Regions from separate parts of the Homo sapiens genome. Here region 1 is linked to region 2. A link is a contact called in ENCODE Hi-C data. All regions are on one chromosome and are shown on one strand. Each heading gives the region's core, a stretch centred on a gene start or an enhancer-like site at or near the end of the contact. The rest is flanking DNA. Distances are from core to core; before and after follow the strand shown. Region 1 holds the start of RAB28 (RAB28, member RAS oncogene family). Region 2 holds the start of ACOX3 (acyl-CoA oxidase 3, pristanoyl).

Evidence for each region. A loop is a pair of places that touch in the nucleus more often than their neighbours do. Pooled maps may share reads with other maps.
Region 1: a map of CD8-positive, alpha-beta T cell shows a loop between it and region 2 (30-fold over the local background). The contact joins the promoter of RAB28 here to the promoter of ACOX3 in region 2. A Hi-C loop is called at or near these places in 2 of 168 maps with a recorded cell type or tissue (CD8-positive, alpha-beta T cell and naive thymus-derived CD4-positive, alpha-beta T cell) and 7 of 50 pooled maps.

Annotation. Positions count from the first base shown.
Region 1 is chr4:13,479,694-13,486,462 of GRCh38, reverse strand. RAB28 (RAB28, member RAS oncogene family) reads left to right here and starts at 2,123. Exons shown (of 7, transcript NM_001017979.3): 1 at 2,123-2,387. The coding sequence starts at 2,313. LOC105374495 (a long non-coding RNA gene) reads right to left here and starts at 2,014. Exons shown (of 3, transcript XR_925413.1): 1 at 1,509-2,014; 2 at 136-302. RefSeq lists silencers at 1,662-1,721, 1,684-1,978, 1,972-2,591 and enhancers at 1,862-1,981, 1,241-2,148, 1,944-2,238.
Region 2 is chr4:8,437,628-8,444,238 of GRCh38, reverse strand. ACOX3 (acyl-CoA oxidase 3, pristanoyl) reads left to right here and starts at 3,516. Exons shown (of 18, transcript NM_003501.3): 1 at 3,516-3,591. TRMT44 (tRNA methyltransferase 44 homolog) reads right to left here and starts at 3,462. Exons shown (of 11, transcript NM_152544.3): 1 at 2,798-3,462. The coding sequence starts at 3,416. RefSeq lists silencers at 3,049-3,108, 3,159-3,368 and enhancers at 2,837-3,570, 3,389-3,628.

The sequences.
Region 1 (6,769 bases), core at 874-3,373, 5.0 Mb before region 2:
GTTATGTCAGTTGGAATTTTTTTGTTTGTAGGTAACACAATTCATCGCCAAAGTACCATATTATTATTTCCCATAACAAGAAACCGAGAAGATAGAGTGAACAAAGTGTAGTAGTTCCAAAAATCCTGTTCTTACCTAATAATGACAGCAAAGGAAGGGAGGAGGAGGACTCCCCTGTAACTCTCCTTTTTTCTTTTCCTTTTTTTTAAATGGTGGGGGGAGGGTTCTTTTACAAATGTCTTCCAAAGGACACTGTCTTCTGTCTCATTAGTCCGGTGGATCACATAGCTATCTAAGGAAGACTGGAAAAGAAATTTTCTTGCATTTTAACTGCCCTCATGGACAAGAAGTGGTTAAGTCTGTCCTCACTGGAAGTAGATTCTTCTCACTAACAAGTACATATCCTCTTTCTTCTAATTCTTATGAATAAATCTGGTGAATAGAAAATTGGTGGTGGCAATGGTGGTGCGGGATTGGGGAAAGAATTGGGTACTAATACTTAACTGGGTACCTATAATTGTGGGCCAGCCCTCTCTGCAGATGAAGAGACTGAGGCTCTACATAAGAAACTTGTATAAGGTAAATTGGCTAGAAAGTAGTGACACTTCCAACACGGACCATCATCTAATTATGATGATGATGAGGGTGATAGTTACACTGGTTAATATTGAGTGCTTACTACACACCAGGCATTGTGCTATCTACTTTATGCCGATTATTTCATTTAATTTTCAAACCTACACAAAGGCAGTAGTCTGTTCTACAGGTGAACTAACTGAGGCTCGAGGACACATATCTAGTAAACATGAGATTAAACTCCAGTGATGCCTCTAGGTCTGGGCATTTCTTTACACTGTTCTGCTTTCCTGTTCTAATGCCCATATGGTCTCCAAGACTACTGCCTCTGGGCTAAGCATTTTGTTAACTTAAGATACTTCATCTGCAAAATGGGGATAATTATACTTCATAATTCCTAATAGTAGTAAAGGTAACAATAAATTTTAAGTGATTAACAATGAAACAACCATAGCAGGACAGCATTATTATTTTTGAATTTACCTCACTAAATTGTAAATTTCATTTATGCCGTTTACCTAACGCTCCTGGACTGAGATTATCCAGGGCAGCAGTTCTTAAATTTTTTGGACTCAGGGCCTCTCTATAATGTTAAAGAATTACTGTGACCTCCAAAGAGCTTATGTTTATGTGGGTTACACCTATCACTACTGCATTGAAATGAAAACTGAGAAATGTTTAAAAACAACAAACGCAAGCTCCCTTAGCTGCCAGTGATGACGTCGTACACAAAGCGTATCCTCCAGGAAACGGTATACTAGTGAGAGAAGGAACGTGAGAAAGACAGACAAGGTGTCCGTATTATTATGAAAATTGTTCTGAGGTCATCGGGATTTCCAGAGGTCCCTAGACCACACTTTATGAGAACTGCTGCCTTAGGGTAAAGATGGGGTGCCAGGAGGTTGGCGATCAGTAGCGTCTGATGAACGAACCATGGGAGCCTGGGGTTGTTCAGATGAGGAAACCAAGAGTTAGGCCGAAATAAGCAGCGCCGGAGCTCCACTGTATTCACGGCCGCTACTGAGGCTTCCCAGCAGCCTCGGCCCTTAGCAGCTGTCCCCTCATCCGCCCCGAGGTACCCTCTTCCCTGGTCCGGTTTTTCAGGGGCCCTCTCTGGCGCTCTCCGCCAGGCTACGGGCGTCCCGGGTGCCCGGAGACAGGCCCCGCCCCGCCGCCGGTCCTCGAACTCCTGGCTGCCAGGCAACCCTGGCGCGTAGCCCGGGCGTCACTGCTCCACCCCGTCAGGCTGAACCATTCCCTTCAGAGACTTTCTCAAGAGGGAAGGAGAAAAGGGAATTTGATGGAACGCCTGAAAGCTGCTCTGCTCCCGTTTTCTCTCCTTAATTTGAACGAACACTTCTTTTCTTCTTCTAGCCAACTGTCTCCTGAAGGGAAACGCAGCGCCTCGCCTCTCCCGCCGGAATGTCCCCCACACCAGTCCAGGGCCGCGAGTGGTTCGGCTCGTCAGGCGGGGCCGCCGGTCGGCGCGGGTTGGCTCTGAGGCGGGGGCGCGCGCCCGACGTGCGCGTAGGGGGCGGGGCCGCGCGCAGAGGGCGGGGAGGTGGGCAAGATGGCGCTTGCCGAGTGATTCTCCTCGAATACCTCCTGCCGGCGCGGAGACACCGGGGCGGGGGTCCTGCCGCAACTACCTCCCTTCCTCCTCTCCCCCGCCCCCGGAGCCTTCATCCTTCCCTTCCCCCCCCACCTCGAGGGGCGGGCCTGGTTCCCGGGACACCATGTCGGACTCTGAGGAGGAGAGCCAGGACCGGCAACTGAAAATCGTCGTGCTGGGGGACGGCGCCTCCGGGAAGGTCAGTCCTCGAGCAGGCCCGCCGTCCCAGGCCTGCAGGAACCCCGGCGGTCCCCGGCCTCCTCCCCGCCGCCCGGCGTCGCCTCGTTACCCCGAGCCCTCGGGCTTCTAGGCCCGGGCCCTTCTGGTTGTGTGGCCTGAGGCCGGACACGAAGTGGGCGCTTGGTGAAGGCCGACGAGAGCTGTCCAGCTCCCCCTTAAAAAAGAGTCACTTCCTAACTCCCCGCCTGGATTGCGAACTCCTGCAAGACTCGGGCCAGCCTTTCAGCTTCCCGCCTCTCAGGACTGGCAGGGATTTGCCAAGGCATCTTAGCTCCTCTTACTTGTAGTCTGGGTCACACTTACTCCTCCCCTCCCACCCCCTTTACCGTTTCTGATGCTTCTACTGCATCGTGAGCTCCCAGGAGCGTAGCTCTGGAATCAGTATTCCCCGGGTGAGAATTGGGGCTCTGCCACTTAGTCGTCGGGTCATTGGAGGGCAAATTGCTAATCAGTTTAAGCTTCATCTGTAAGATGGGTATTGAAAAGGGCCGCCGCAAAGGGAGAAATGTGAAAATACATATTAAATGTGAAAATACACATAAAACCTTTAGAGCACAGTGTCCACTCAGTACACTCTAGTTGCTATTTTAATATCATACCTGTTCATCACCTCTGTTTCCAGCTCAGCACTCGATACAAGCAGTCAGTCAACAAGTGTTTATGGAGCTCCTGTTACGGGTAGGATGCTGAGGGTAGAGCTGCTTGCGTGACAAAAGGGATCCCCTGTTCGAATGAATGAATGCGGGCGTGAGAATATCAGGCAGCGTCAGTCTTATTATCTCCTAGGCAGGGGCTCCTACCCCAAGGCTGTGGAACTCCTGAAATGGAGTAAATACTGCCCGGTACGTGCTCTGGGGAGAGGGTCCATAAGATCTCAGAGGGGTCTATGATCCCTCCACCAGCAAATAGTGAAGAGCCTCTACCCGGATGCCTTCTTTCCCATGCTTCTGTCAAAGGCGCCAACACTTTCTGGGAATATTGCTAAAGTTTATCACCCCTGTACTCCCCTTCCTTATCCCAACCATAGTCTAAAGAAACCCAGGCTTTTATTTCCTGTTTAAGGCTTCACATTTCCCTGTTGCTGGTTGCATTTCGGACCCTGGTTTCTCTGGTGACGACTTCTCTTTGCATCCTCCCTGACAGTTGGCACTGCCCAGATACCTGCTTCTGCCTTTGGTTCTGACATTTGAGTTTCGAGGTCACCTGGGAAAGATGTAAAATTTTATATGCAAAATTTGAAGTATTTTTTTGTTTCTTTCTTGTCTTCTTGGATCCTTTGTTACAGATTTTTAAAGCTGAGGAAAACAATATGCTCTGATTACCTTTAAACGTTGGGGGAAGAAAGGAACTTGGGGTAACTTTTCTTTATAAAGTATATTAATTTTTGTATACTTAGTAAACTTTTCGAATGAATGAATTGCTATAAATAAATCATTGTTTCTAACACCTTTATTCAATAAAAAGTTTGTTAGATTTTTATAGTTTTCTCATCATTTAGATTTTCTTTTGAAGGCCGTCTAAGGTTTTGGCTCTTAAATTTTACTGTATTCAATTCATAACTGATCTTATTTCCCATTTAAAATGATAATGACAACTCATAACAATACATTTGTAAAAAGACACAAAAATTGCTGGTTATCCTATATGCTATCATAATTCTTTAAACTGTTGTTCATTTTTCTAACAGTATTTATTGTACATATATTACTTAGTGAAATTTGTTCATAATTTTGCGTCTGAGTTTTTTATTTAGCCTATCATACATGTTTCCTCTTTGTTGCTAATTTAGTGTGAATAATTATGGTTTTTTATCTCTGTTTAAAATTTTTTCTTGTATAGGACAGGATAATTTTTTCACTTCCATGTTTTTGAATTAGTATTATCATTCTGCTTCAAAGGATAACAGTTAATATTTTTTATGGTGCTCTGACTTAATCTTCATTATCTTGACTAAATAACTTATTTTAAAACTGTAACAGCTTTTTCTAACAGGAACTTCCAGACACAAACATCTGACACCTAACCTTCTTTCATTATTCTTAAATCAAGAATTTTTTTCTCCATACCCTATTCAGTTCTCAAATACTTGGCAGCCACCAACATTCCCATTCTTTTTCCTTTATTGTTCTTTTCTTTGTGAACTCAGCCTCTCTTTCATTCTTACTTGTATCCTGATTTAACTCTTGGCTCTTTTTTCCTGGCATTTGTTTTTCCTGCTCAATCTAACTCTGAGCATTTTTCAACACACTGACAGATGCAATAGAGTATTGAGATGATGACTAACAGTTTCTCCAAGAGAAATTTAGCTCCTCCTTCCAGTATCACGTGTTTCTATTTCTTTCCTTTTCTGATTCATATTTTTTCTTTTATTACATAGTCTCTTAAGAGCTTTTTGAGGCAAAATATTCTTTTTTTTTCTGTCTTTTCAGTGTTTGTAAATGTAGCATGGTTAAAAAATGTTAGTAGAAATTTACCAAGTCAAAAATGTTAGTAGAAATTTTCCAAATCAAAAAATATAAAGATTCAGATAAAAATATTTCTGATATGGGAGCTAGTTGTTCACTTAATACCTGTAATTAAGAAGGGTATTTATACAGTGACTTGAGAAATTATTGAATGTGAAAGATAGCATGCAGTCTAGATAAGTGAAGAGAAAGTGACCCCCACTGATTCAGTTGATTCTCTGTTCAATTTTTATCTCAAGACATCGGGAGATGATATAGTAAGAACTTACTTTAATACTCTGTATGTTCCCAGTAACCTGTATTTTTGACAGTTTACACTCGATTCCAGTTGAAAATCCTAGCTTTATGTTTGCCTCAAAAGTGTGAAAGCAGGGCTTTCAAAATCTAGAAGTCACTTTTTCAGGAAAAGAAACTTTCTTAGAATTTTTCTGAATATTCCTTAACATGAAAATATTGAACTCTGAGATTCTTTAAAGTGAAAAATTATCTCAAATGACATTACGTGAATGTTACACATGCCTTCAGTTTCTCTTTGACCTTTAAGTATTTCAACCATCAGTCTATTAAATATTTTGAAATATCTGTAATAGTATAAGTAGTGATAGTTATTTTTTTCTAGAATTCTGAACCTCTTCAAAGATGATTTTGTGGTCTAAGTTAGATAAGATCAGTAGAATAATATAGTGTAGATGAGAAACAATGGTCTGTAAAAAGAAATACCTATCTTTTCAATTCTGATCTCTCAGTTTTGATAGTGTTACATGTGTCAAAAATATAACAAATGTGTTTGTTTCTAGATGTCTAGCAGAATACCCTTTATATGGTAGTGCTCAACAAATACTTGGCCAATTATCTTCGAAATTTATTACAAATGCTGGGTATTTAAACCCAAAAATATTTGGAGTTATGGTGTCCAAATTGCCATTTGTGTGAAAAATATGGTTCTGTGTAAAAGGAATTTTAGATGATCTTGCTAAAAGGAATTGAAGTTTGGCCAAATTTTCTTTTGCACTATTGTACTGCTTATGTCATAAGGAACTGTAATAAGCTATCTTGGAAATTTATCTTAGTTTTCATTATTTTAAGAGTTGACATGTAATTTTAACTTTTAAAATAAAAAACGGCTATTTTCTCTTAAAGTAGGGAGTCTGTCTTGAAGAGCATAAAAGCTTAGTGAAGTTGCCTTTCTCTTTTTTGGAGGAAGTTTATAAATAAAAATAGTGCATTTAAAATGTTTAAGAATTTGTTAAGTTATTGTTATTCAGTTGTTACTAGAATAATTATTCTTTTGCTTTGATAAGAAATGGTACTTTAAAAAGAAAACTCCAGAGTTTTTGACTAAAACTTTCAGTTTCTATTAAAAAACAAATGTATATCTGTTCTGGTTATGATAGCTTGTGACTTCTTGGCATTATGGTTCTTGGATGGAAAATATTCATTTTGTCTGCTTTATATTAATCTTAAAAATACGTTTATTTAAGAGGTACATATTGTCACAGTCTTTCTTTAGGGTCATTTTCATTTAGCATCTTTAAAAATAAAGAAAAATTACATACGGTGCTTTTCTTGTGGGAAAAAGAAAAATTCTGTAAGCAGATTTCTCCCTCCTTAATGAATGCTTCTTATTATTAGCTTAGTGCTCAGCTACCCTCAGAATATTTAACCTCAGAAGCTGATCTAAGTTAGATTAGATCTTTAATTATGTTTTAAAATAATTCAGATCTTTATTTATTTATTTTTTAGTTTTTTTTTCTGTTGATAACTCTCAAATTCTAATTTTCAGCAAGGAAAAGGATCTTGACAAGCAGGGGATTTAAAGAGATCTAACTCATTAGTTCGTTGTCCCTACCGATAGCTGCTGGCAAGTAAAATTTAC
Region 2 (6,611 bases), core at 2,267-4,766:
ACGAGTTCCATTGTTTTGATTTTTAAACCCCATAAATAAGTGAGAACATGTGATGTTTGAATGACAAACTTCTGAGGATCAAAACTGCCCCGACTGAAACCTCTGTTCTAGATGAGAAAACCAGGCGTTCAACAGATTAAGTAATCTGTCTCAAATCCACATAGCCTCAAACTGAATTCTGTTCTTTAACTAAAGAAGTCAAGTTCTTAACCACTATGTCATCCTGTCACCTGCTACTAACAGTTAAGATTTCTTAGTCACATTCCTTTTTTTTTTTTTTAGACTGAGTCCCCGTCTGCTGCCCAGGCTGGAATGCAGTGGCACAATCTTGGTTCACTGCAACCTCCACTCACCGGGTTCACGTCATTCTTCTGCCTCAGTCTCCTGAGTAGCTGGGATTACAGGCACCTGCCACTACGCCTGGCTAATTTTTTGTATTTTTAGTAGAGACGGGGTTTCACCATGTTGGCCAGGCTGGTCTCGAACAGTCACATTACTCTTAAGACCTTCGTGATCTTACCCAGAATAGGGCCAAGAAATATACAAAAGTTGCAAGAGCATCTCCACTTCACACAAACAGCAGCTAGCATTTATTAGGCACTTACCATGTGCCAGGAACTATTCTAAGCACTTTACAATGTATTAATTCCATTTAACTCTTCCAGCAACTCCAAGATATTTTATTATTATCCTATTTTACAAATGAAGACACTGAGGCACAGAGAGGCTCTATAACCTGCCCACAGCCATACAGCTTGTAATTGGCAAGACCAAAATTCAAAGCCAGGCTGTCTATATTCCATGGAGGATACAAGTCCTCTGGTGAGCCTTCCTGGCGGGAACTGAATATAGAAAGCAATCCTGAAAACGTACTCCTTGTTGAGAGGGAAAACTGCCTCCCTGAGAGGAAGAAAGGAAAAAATTCTGTCCTACCCCTCTGTTCAGCGAAGTCTACACATGAAGGCCTCACGGGCACTGCCTCTCCAATCCTCAGTCCAGTGGATGGACAACGTAAAATGGTTAAGATTAGAACACAGTTGATAAGAGCTGGAAGAACTCCTAAACTAGACTGGACTGGCAGAGAGGCCCCCTGGAGGAGAGGACACCTAGAGTCTTACAAAGGCACAGAGGCAGACAGTATTGGGAGCCATCAGAGGGGACTATGTACCTCCCAGCAATTGCTGCCTGAGGTAGGCAGAAGAGCCTCCCAAAAGTGTCCATGCCGTAATACCCAGGACTCGTGAATATACTGTATTATATGGCAAAAGGGGCACTTGCAAACATGATTATGGTTACAGACCTCAAGAGGAAGAGTACTCTGGATTATCCAGGTGAGCCCGGCCTAACTCCATGGGCCACGAAGAGCAGAGAATTTTCTCTGGCTGGAGGCGGAGGAGAGAAGCAGCAGGAGAGGAAGGCAGAGAGATTCCAAGTATGAGAAGAATTCAACCCCATTGCTGGCTCTGAGATGTAGGAAGCTGCATGAAAGAACCAGAAAGAAGCCTCCAGCAACTGACAGCCAGCAAGGGAACAAGGACCCCAGTCCTACATAAAAAATTGGATTCTACCAACGAACTGAATGAGCCTGAGAACAGATTCCTTCCCAGAACCTCCAAATAAGAGCCCAGCCGGCAGGCTGTTTGATTTTGGCCTCGTGAGAGAGACCCACAGCGGAGAAACCAGCAGAGCCAATGGGGATTCCTAACCTACAGAACTGAGACAATCAATTTTTTGTACTGACCAATGAATTTGCAGTAATTTGTTACAGTGGCAATACGAAACACATGCTGCTGAATAAAGTTTCAGGTAAGAGTGGCTGAGGCTGAAGTGTCAAGGTCACGGGCAGTAAAAATAAATGCCAGAGATTTAACGAACGCTGAGGACTAGTAGGTTCCCATCCATCCAGTCTCTATGCTCTTTCACAGTTATTTGTCTCAGCATAAATAGCTCTCTTTATGTTGGGGAAAAGGCTTATGGCATGCCTGTATAAACTGGCCATAAAAATATGAGACAATAAGTTGTGGAAAGCCACAAGAGGCCTCTGAGGAGGAAAGCCTTCTTATTGTCATGATGTTCCCATGCTCTGGGCGAGACCTACTGTCTTACCTATAAACACTGTGTTCAAGGAGAAAGACACTCCTTTGAATCACTACAATGTGGTCAGACATGCAGGCTCCTAGTTAAGCACGCTCCCACTGGTTATTCTCCGACAAGTTAAAGATAACGCTGTTTGAGCACAAAGGAGATTCATTTAAACCGCCACTGCTATAGATGACATGTATGATGCACTGTCTCCCTTTCACCCTTTCGCCCCGAACGTCCGCTTCTTAGATCTAAGTGATTGTACTCAATAGTGTGGAGACCAGAGCTCCCAGGCTTTGGCAGCCTCCATTTTGCAATTGGCCCCCTGGCCCCCAATCTTTATGCACTCTTAACCTGTCTCGTCTCATTCCTTCGTCGCCACCGGACTTTGAGTACCCTACGGGTGGTGTTGAGGCTGGTCCCCAACACTTTTACACCTACAGCTTTACCTGCTAAACTCCTAGGTATTACGCAATATCCAGCTAGTCCTTCACTGTCTCTTTGAAGCCTTCCAGACACCACCCCAATCAATTATCCCATCTTCTGTACTAAGGACACACATTTCTATGCGCCCACTCAAAAAACTATGAAACACCTAACAACCTCCCTAGGACATCGCAGAGGAACTAGTACCCTTAGGACTTTTTCATTGACCCGAGGTTCTATGAATGCTTTTTTATCTAATCATATCCGTCCACTATCAAAACACTCTTACCTTGCACGACTATTTCCCTCCTGGGAGTTGTAAGGGGGCAATGTGGGCTAGTTTTCGGGATGACGGTTCTGAGAACCACGTCGAGCTCACGCTGCGCCTCTGGCTGCGATCCCGCCCCGGAGCTGGTGAGGAAGGCCAGCAACTCCGAATTGCCACGGGCGAGACTTTGGGAGAAATCCTCCCAAAGCGAATCCAGATCTGCGGCGGGGAAGTCGCCCTCCCTTCCTTCAGCATGGCCGGGGTGCCCGGAGTCCCTCAGGGGCACTGAGGCGGCTTCCCTCTGTGCCTCCTCTTGCTGGCACTGGCCCTGGGCCTCCTCAAGTTCGCAACATGCCGTGCCCTGCTCGGGTCCTGATAGCGACCTGGGACCCGGGCCCCCTCCGGGGGAACCCTGGCCGGGTCCCGGACCCCGCTCCTTCTGCTCCGAGCCTGCGCTAGTCCCGGGGCCGCGGGCCTCCGCGCAGGGCAGGGCGGCGCTCCAGCGGGCCTCCAGGCGGGCGCCGCAAAGCCGTTTGTTTGCCACCTGCGGCCTCTCCAGCCACACTTCGACCGCAGCCCAGAAGCCCTGTGGGAGAAGCGCGCCTGGGTAGCTGATCCCGGTACGGCCCACCTCAGCCATGGCAGCCAGCAGGTGTACAGCCCTGGCAGCGGCGCGCCGAGATGACGCAGCCCGGTGGCGCGGCGCGTTGACGTCATGGAGGCGGGGTGCTGGGACCGGAAATGAGAATGGCGCCGCTGGAGATCCTTTCCTGCTTTTGGTTTCCCTGGCAGGGGTTGAACTGTGGAGTGTGTGGGTGAGGAATTTGACCTGTGTTTTATTCCCTTTTGAGAGAATTCTGGGCGTGGTATAGTTACAGAATCAAACATCAGCCAGCCAGCGGGTGTGGAACGCATTGTCCTCAGTACTGATTACCGATAAAAGTCAGGGAGCCTAAGTTTGTGAACGTAAAAGATGAGTCCTCTTATGAAAGCTAACTTTTCTCCACTTGGGTTCTGGTTTGCTTTTAGTGCTGGCATTACAGCCAGTGCCTTCCTAAGTCTGAGTGCAGCCATGGCTGTTTCATAAGAATGATGTAACGTTGTCCCATGAGGGATGAAAGTCATCTGTCACCTACTGTAGCAGGACAAGCCACAGACAAAACTCCTCAGACACCGGATTAAAGAAGAAAGAGGTTTATTCGGCCGGGAGCATCGGCAGACTTGCGTCTTAAGAGCTGAGCTCCCCAAAAAAGAAATTCTTGGCCTGTTTAAAGGCTTACGACTTTAAGGGTCCACGTGAAAGGGTCGTGATAAATTGAGCAAGCATGGGAAACGTGACTGGGGGCTACATGAATCAGCTAACAGAACAGAAAGTTTTGCAATGCTTTTTTCATACAATGTCTGGAATTTACAGATAACACAAGTAGTTTAGGTCGGGGGTTGATGTTATTATTATTATTTTTTTTAACTCCTAGGGCCACGTGGTGGTGCCAAGGTTGTCTGGCTATTTATCTGACTTTTGTTTCTTTCTAACTTTTTGCTTTCTCTCTTTTCCTCCTGTCTTATGAACTAGGCAAGGTGGCAGGGAGGAGGGCAGCAGGAGTAGTAGTGGTCTCCTTATCCCTTCCTTTGAGAATTTTCACAAATTAGTGGGAGTTCTCGCTTTTATTTTTACTTTGAGTCTCTTTGGGAGACAGAGTGATAGTGTTTTATGTAATACACTTGCAGTGAGGGTTTTAAATTCTCTTATAGCTGGAAACTATCTTTTAAATAAAGACCTAGGATCAAACCTGTGTTAAACCAGTACAGGCACATGTGCCAACTTTGTCATGTCCTAAGCAGGTTAGTTTTTTTACTGGGTCTTAAAAGCTTTTTTCCTAGCAAGCAACACAGTATTTCTTAATAATAGGAGTTTTTAAGAGCCAAATGCTTGAACTTGGCATCTGCTTGGGGAAAGAGTTAAAGTAATCTTGAGGCATTAAATCTTTTGCTTCTCAAGGCCATTGGTCTCTCATGTTAGCCTTTTTATAAACATAACATGAAGAAACGTCTAGGCTGCTGGCAATGTTTTCAGCCAGCTGAGCAAATAGGTTGTTTGTTTGTTTTGCTAAAGGAGGAGGCTCTTGTAACTTCTGGTTTATGTGTTTAAAGAATGACTTAAAGACTCGGAATTGTTGCTGGGCTGGACGGGTCTGGGTTTCCTGACTAAGTAGTATGTGTACAATGGGGACACCTTATATAGGTGTTTCTTCTAGCATGGTTATGGGGGGTAACAATAACAAAACAATATACAGCATATTTGTATCCAGCAAGGACAAAAGAGGTCCTTACCTGGGAAAAAGATTGAATACAGTGACAGAACAATAGGAAAACAGTATTACAGGAAAACTATTAGTCTTAAGATTTTTAACTACGTTTACTTGCTTGACAAGTCCTCAAGCTTCGGCCATGCGTAGACTATTCAGCTGCCAGTGCGTGACTAGAGCCGGGCTTGTTGTTTCTTCAAGCTTCAGCCGTGTGTAGACTGGTCAGCCTCCGGAGTGACCAGAGCAGGGCTGTCGTCCTCAGCAACAGCTTGGTCTCGTCTCCGAATCAGCCGGGTAGGAAGATCTGTGTCCTGCTGGCTGGTCTACTTGTCCTGAGCTGCCAGTGTTAGCTGACTGTGATGGATCTAAGACACAACACCTGCAACTTTTAACAGCAGTGGGAGTGGAAAAGATTACAGTATAAGGCCCATCCTATATGGGTCCTAGAAAAATTAGATTTTACTTTTTAACTTAAACAGAGTCACTAGATTTAAAGGGGTGTCAGGCTTATAGGCATTTTTATGTATTTAATTATAAACACTTTGTATGGCTATTTCTAAAATCTGCATTTGCTTTCTTAAGGTTAATTCCTTTAGTTCTTGGAGGTCACCTTTAATTTGACCTGTGATTTGGGGGTGGCCGACCGAACAAAATCTTATAGGGTAAATACCTAGTTTGTTTGGTGAGGGTGCAGCTGACTTGAAGGAGGACCATAGGCAAAAGCCTGATTTTATCTTAAATGAATTTCCTGGCAATATTTTTTTCAGTAGCTGCTCGAGTGTCCAGTTCATGCACTCCACTTTTTCTTGAACTTTGCAGCCAATAGGCTGTGTGTAACTTCCATTTTATTTTTAACAGTCTTGTTAAATCCTGCCCTATTTCAGCTACAAATGCTGGCCTATTGTCTGACTTTAAAGTTAGAGGCAGTCTAAACCTGGGGATAATGTCTTTTAACAATACTTTAGTCACTTCTTGTACTTTTTCTGTCCTGGTGGGGAAAACTTTAACTTACCCTGGAAAGGTGCAAACAAGCACTAGCATGTACCGATAGCCTCCAGCATGAGGCAGTTCTGTAAAGTCTATAAGCAAGTTTTCACAAGGTATGGCTCTTTTTCCTGTTTAAGTTTCTTAGAGGAGGGGTTCTTTTTCTTTCCCCCCTTTGTAACTCTATCTAGTGGCTTAGCCATCAGTGAGAAATTGGAATCCAGATATGGCAGAATCCTGCTGCTTTTAACTTCTAATGTGACAATGGGCTCCTGGGAGCCTAATAAGAAGGTGCCTAGTCTGCCCTAGTCTTTACATTCTTTAGCTCCTGCCAGCCTGATCAGATCAGTATTTGGTTCCTCCAAGGTGCGGCAGCCCTTGGCCAATGGCCTCTTTGTCTTGCAGCCTTGGCCATTTCTTTTATTGCCTTCTGAACATTCACCCTTCTAGTGTCCTTTCTTTTTTCATCTCACACATTAATGTCTCTCTAGCCTTGGCCGGCTCTCGAATCCTTGCCTAACTTGACTTCTTCCACGTCTACATCC